Regions from separate parts of the Homo sapiens genome. Here region 2 is linked to region 1. Evidence: chromatin contacts called from ENCODE Hi-C data. All regions are on one chromosome and are shown on one strand. The core of a region is the stretch at or near the end of the contact, and the rest is flanking DNA. Distances in the headings are between cores, read along the strand shown. Region 1 holds the start of ZNF736 (zinc finger protein 736). Region 2 holds the start of LINC03011 (long intergenic non-protein coding RNA 3011).

The links. Hi-C counts contacts between places; a loop is a spot of excess contacts on that map. Pooled maps may share reads with other maps.
Region 2: a map with no recorded cell type shows a loop between it and region 1 (13-fold over the local background). The contact joins the promoter of LINC03011 here to the promoter of ZNF736 in region 1. A Hi-C loop is called at or near these places in 1 of 168 maps with a recorded cell type or tissue (CD4-positive, alpha-beta memory T cell), 1 of 37 single-sample maps with no recorded cell type and 7 of 50 pooled maps.

What each region holds. Positions count from the first base shown.
Region 1 is chr7:64,312,576-64,315,279 of GRCh38, reverse strand. It overlaps ZNF736 (zinc finger protein 736), which reads right to left and starts at 1,319. Exons shown (of 4, transcript NM_001170905.3): 1 at 1,127-1,319. The coding sequence starts at 1,129. RefSeq lists an enhancer at 1,087-1,266.
Region 2 is chr7:66,492,288-66,494,987 of GRCh38, reverse strand. LINC03011 (long intergenic non-protein coding RNA 3011) reads right to left here and starts at 1,356. Exons shown (of 2, transcript NR_134573.1): 1 at 1,251-1,356. RefSeq lists an enhancer at 1,458-1,667.

The sequences.
Region 1 (2,704 bases), core at 70-2,569:
AACTATTTGTATTAATCGCTTCTGGCATTACTATAAATACCTCAGACTGGGTAATTTATAAGAGGATTAATTGGCTCATGGTTCCACAGGCTGCATAGAAAGCATAACACCAGCGTCTGCTTCTGGGGAGGCCCCACCCAGAAAGCTTAAAATCATGGATGAAGGTGAAGCAAGAGCTTGAAAAAGAGGCAAGGTGGGGTGCTGTACACTTCTAAATGATGAACTTCAGGGAACTCACTCACTATTGAGAGGACAATACCAAGAGGAATGGTGCTAAACTATTCGTGAGAAATCCGGGCCCACAATCCTTCCACCAGGCCCCACCTCCAACATGGGGGATTACATTTAAATAGGAGATTTGGGCTGGAAAACACATCCAAATTATATCCTAAAGTTGCCTCAATTTAGGCTAGGGTGGTGGGTCATGCACGTAATCCCGGCACTTTAGGAGGCCCGAGGCGGGCGGATCACCTGAGACCTGAGCTCGGGGAGTTCGAGACCAGCCTGAGCAACATGGCAAAAGCCTGTCTCTACAAAAACAAACAAAACAAAATAGGCGTGGTGGCGCACCCCTCTAGTCCTAGCTACTTGGGGGGCTGGGGTGAGAGGATCATCTGAGCCCAGTAGGTGGAGGCTGCAGTGAACCGAAATGCACTTTAGCCTGGGCAACAGAGTGAGACACTGTCTCAAAAATAAATAAATTTAAAAAAGGGCCATGATTTTATTTTTAAAAGGAGAAAGGAGGGACTAGGGACCCCACGGCCCACTGCTTCTTCCACGGAGGAACTCCAGACCCTAAATGAGAATTCCCGTCTTATGACACTCCCAACACCCCCACACAATCTGGAGGAGGGAGACTCGAGGTTGCGGCACAGAGCTGCCCAGGAAGGGATCTGAGCTGGGGAGAAATTCGAGTTTAGGGACAAAACAAGACGTAGCGTTTTGGCTGCTGGCTCAGCCCCTAATCTGCGATGGAGGGAAATGAGGATTGAGCTGTGCCCGCGGGGACTCGGGGATGCAGACTCCAGAGCAGACCGCGAGAAGGCCCAGATACCACCGCAGCCGGTTCCGGCCGGATTCAAACAGCCTCTTCCCCATTCTCGGGACACCCACTCCACGCACTCACCATTTCCCAGCCTCCAGATGTTCCGCCGTCCTCCCTATGGATCTCCCAGTACCTGCAGGTCACAGGATAACAGAAGCTATAGTAGAGTCACCGAGGAACTCCAGGAACGGAGGAGATGGAACAGTGGAGACGCGAACTAGGATCAGAGCCCGGAAGCTAGGAGACAAAGGCCCCGCCATATTGAAGAGGCCGCCTCTTCCTCTGTAGCTGCGCACTTGATTGGACAGTTTCACGCTGGCGCCACTGATTGGCTAGGGCTCCAGGCCCCACCCGTTTCAATCCTAAGTGACAGAAGATGTAATCAGACACTGGGCTGAATGAGGCAAGGGTGACAGGTTTTTGCCTGCAGCGTTTTCAGGCGAGTCCTCCCTGTGCTGGGGGCCTGGCCCTGCCTGAGAGACATTTGTATTTAACCTTGCATATAAGATTATATCACTTTCTGATTATATTTTCGTGTGTGTGTATATATTACATTCTGAATTATAGTTATGTGTATGCTGCAGGCCCTGTCTCAGCATCCTGTCTTTCCCTTTAGCTGCAGGAGATCAAAGTCCTCCAGGAGATGCAGCTGCTTCAGCTGGCTGTAGACAATTATCACCTTCAGTCTGTGAAGCAATTTTGGGTCTGCTTCCAATTAATGGAGTGTCTCAGTGAGACTGAGAGGTGAGGGCCTAGCAGATTGGTTAGAGGTGCCACTCGCCCAGGCCTCCCAAAACACCCTGTCTCTTTCCCACCAAAGCTGAGCCTGCCTGAGGACCTAAACAAGCATGGAGAACCAAGATGGGACCCTAGTCAGGGATAGTGCTGGGCTGTGGGGTAAAGTCAGCTAGGTCAGGGCCTCCAGGTGTGGGGAGGAGCCGGCCTCTTCTGTAGAGCCCTGGGCAAGTCACTGCCCTCTTTGGGCCTCTGTTTTCTTATCTAAAAAATGTAGGGATGATGAGCCTCACAGGGTAATGAGGAGCTTCAAAGGAGAAAAATTTGAGAGTGCTTGTGCCTGGCTCTTCCTGAGAGAGATGATGATGAGAACAATGGTGACGGCTACATATAACTGAGTCCTCACGAGGCCCAGTGAGGTAGGTGTGGTTCCCATCACACTTTCAAGTTGAGAAACAGTCTCAGGGAGGCCTGGCTGCATGCCCAAGGTTCCACACACAGTGAGTGTTGCAGCAGGGAGTGAATCTAGAATCAGAGTTTACTGGAGGTGGCAGGAGCACTGGACCAGCTTGACTCACACCAGTTATCCAGGGTACCAGGTCAATGTAACTGGGCATAACTGGGTGAAGGGAGCATAATATCACTGACCTTGTCCTTGACCCTGGCAGAGGAAGACACCCAAGTTGGCCACCCTAGAGAAGAAACCACAGAAAGCCCAGATGAGGCTAAAGCAGCAAAAAGGCAGGTACCTGTGATGGGGAAGAGCTCCAGGGATTCAGAGGGAAGAGCTCCTCCCTCCCAGCTGGAGGCCTCCACATCAAAAGAGCAAGGGGCCTTTCTCCCTCAGCCCTTCCCTCCTGTGGCAACAGTCCCTGAAATGCCTCTATAAGAGAAATCAGAGTAAAGGCCTGGAAGAGCTGGGCT
Region 2 (2,700 bases), core at 107-2,606, 2.2 Mb before region 1:
TCTCCGCTCACTGCAAGCTCCGCCTCCCGGGTTCACACCACTCTCCTGCCTCAGCCTCCTGAGTAGCTGGGACTACAGGCGCCCACCACGACGCCCAGATAATTTTTTGTATTTTTGTAGAGACCGAATTTCACCATGTTGCCCAAGCTAGTCTGGAACGCCTGAGCTCAAGGGATCCGCCCACCTAGGCCTCCCAAAGTGCTGGGATTACGGGTGTGAGCCACTGGGCCGGCCCAATAACTTTCTTCAGTCTGAGCATGAGCACTGGAAGAAAAGCTCTCACTTGCATATATTTTTTTTTTAGAGACAGGGTCTCCCTCTGTCACCCAGGCTGAAGTGCAGTGGTGTAATCTCGGCTCACAGTAACCTCAACCTCCCGGGCTCCATCGCATATATATATATATATATACACACACATATATATAGTTTTTTATTTTTTAGACGGAGTCTTGGTCTGTCGCCCAGGCTAGAGTGCAGTGGCACGATCTCGGCTAACTGCAGCCTCTGCCTCCCGGGTTCAAGCAATTGTCTGCCTCTGCCTCAACCTCCCGAATAGCTGGTATTACATGTGCCCGCCACCACGCCCGGCTAATTTTTGCATTTTTAGTAGAGACGGGATTCACCATGCTGGCCAGGATGGTCTTGAATTCCCGACCTCGTGATCCACCTGTCTCGGCCTCCCAAAGTGCTGGGATTACAGGCGTGAGCCACCGCGCCCGGCCCGATCGCTTATATTTTTAAAAAGATGTTTTCTTGGTTTCCTAGCCCCTCGTACCCCCTACAAAGTTCCAAAGGCTTTGATGTTGTTGCAACGGCCATCAGAGGTCAAGCCGAGGGGTGCAGCTCCCTAATGCGGTGCAGCCTCAGACGGGGCCGATCCTGCCCAGGATGAGCGGCGCCAGGGGTGGGGGACGCTGCCGGCGTCCCCGGGACCTGGCTGGGGGAGGAGTTGGGGGGCGCACCTACACAGGCTCAGGTGACGCGAGTGTGCGGCAAGGGCTGTAGCCGGAGCTAGCGGACTTGTGGCCACTGAGGAGCTTCTGCCTGAACGTGCCCTCCAGGCGACAGCCGCTTGGTGCGCAGCGCCTGCTCGCTAAGCGTCAGGCCCTTGCTGCGCCCTACGCCGCAGGCTGGGAAGTAGCGCAGGCAGTAGTAGTACAGGCAGCGGTAAAGCTCCTCCTTGTAGCTTATTGGTGTCGGCGGCCTGGTCTGGGCCTGCGGACCCTAACCCACCGCCTGCTGACACTGACCGGCAGTCTGTGGCCATGCGTCTGCGCATGCGCTCTCCTGGAATACCCAGCCGCTGCGCCTCGAGTTCCGATTGGTTCTACAGAAGGGGCGGGCCTGTGAGATATCACAGGGGCGCGCCTCAGCTGACGTCACAGGCGCGGGCCTTCCGGCGTCGTAATAGCGCCGGCCTTCGGCGACGTCACAGTGGCGCTACAGTGCCTGGAGCTGCGCTGGTTTTTCCTCGGAGTGGAGCCTGGTAACCGCGACTTCCCCGCCATGTTCTGTGTGTTGCTGGCTGGAGAAGGGTGGTTGACAAACTCCGACCCAGCACAGTGTTTCTGTGGGTCAAAACTAGAAAACTATGTCCAGGCTCGGCCGAGGCGGAAGGATCCGTTCAGGCCAGGAGTTAAAGAGCTGCCTGGGCAACATGGCGCGACCCCATCTCTGTAGTCCCACCTCAGCTTCCCAGATACTTGAACCCCAAGGTTCAAGGCTGCAATGAGCTATGATCCCATCACAGCACTCCATCCTGCGAGACGGAGGTAAACCTTGTCTAAAAAAATAAACTATCCAAGTGTACAACAGGGAGGGACTGCTTAAAGAAAACATGATAATTGTATGTTCAAATACTTTTAACAAGTGCAAAATGTATAGGCTGAAATAAATAGGGCTGGCCGGGCACGTTGGCTCACGCCTGTAAATTCCAACATTTTGTGTGCTCGAGGCATTCCGATCAGTAGACATGGGTGAAACCCCATGTCTACTAAAAATATAAAAATTAGGCCAGGAACTTTGCATCGTTTTAGGGGGCTCGCATCTCCCTAAGGGCCCGGTAATTGAACCCCTTGGACCTGAGGGTGAGAAACCTTGGCTCAGTTCTTCCCAGGGTGATCAGCCCAGGGGTAAGCGAGGAGAGACCAGAAAACAGGACCCATGAGAAGGTCCCCCTCCTGGAGTTTGAGGCCCATTCCTTCTTGTCCCTGCGTCTCCTCTTTCCAGGACTCCTCCCTGCTCTGCCCCACTCCTGGGAGTGGGGTCATGGCCATGGGGGGCTGCTTTTGGGTACAGGCCCCAGCGGCAACCCTGGGCCCAAAGTGGGCAGGCTCACCTGGAGGGGATCAGAGTCACATGGCAAGACGCAAGGGGAAAAGCCGCGCTGGAACCGCACCTCTCTGCCCCCTGATGTCAGTGGGTGCACTCTTCCCTCACCTCACTCAGGCAGCGGCTTGAGTTCCATGGGAGCACTGTCCTGCTCCCTCTGCTGCCTCTTTTTAGTCTTGGGGCTACTATAACACTTTCCCTTCCCCAGCCCTGCCAACCTGGTGGGACATTGGGCTTCCCTCTTCCTGGGGACAGGCGGGTCCTGGGGACAAGCCTGTCCTGTATCATACCTGCAGCGAGACTCTTTTTTTCTCCAGGACCTGCGGAGCAGCCAGGCTTCATGAGTTAAATGCAGATCTGAACCATACC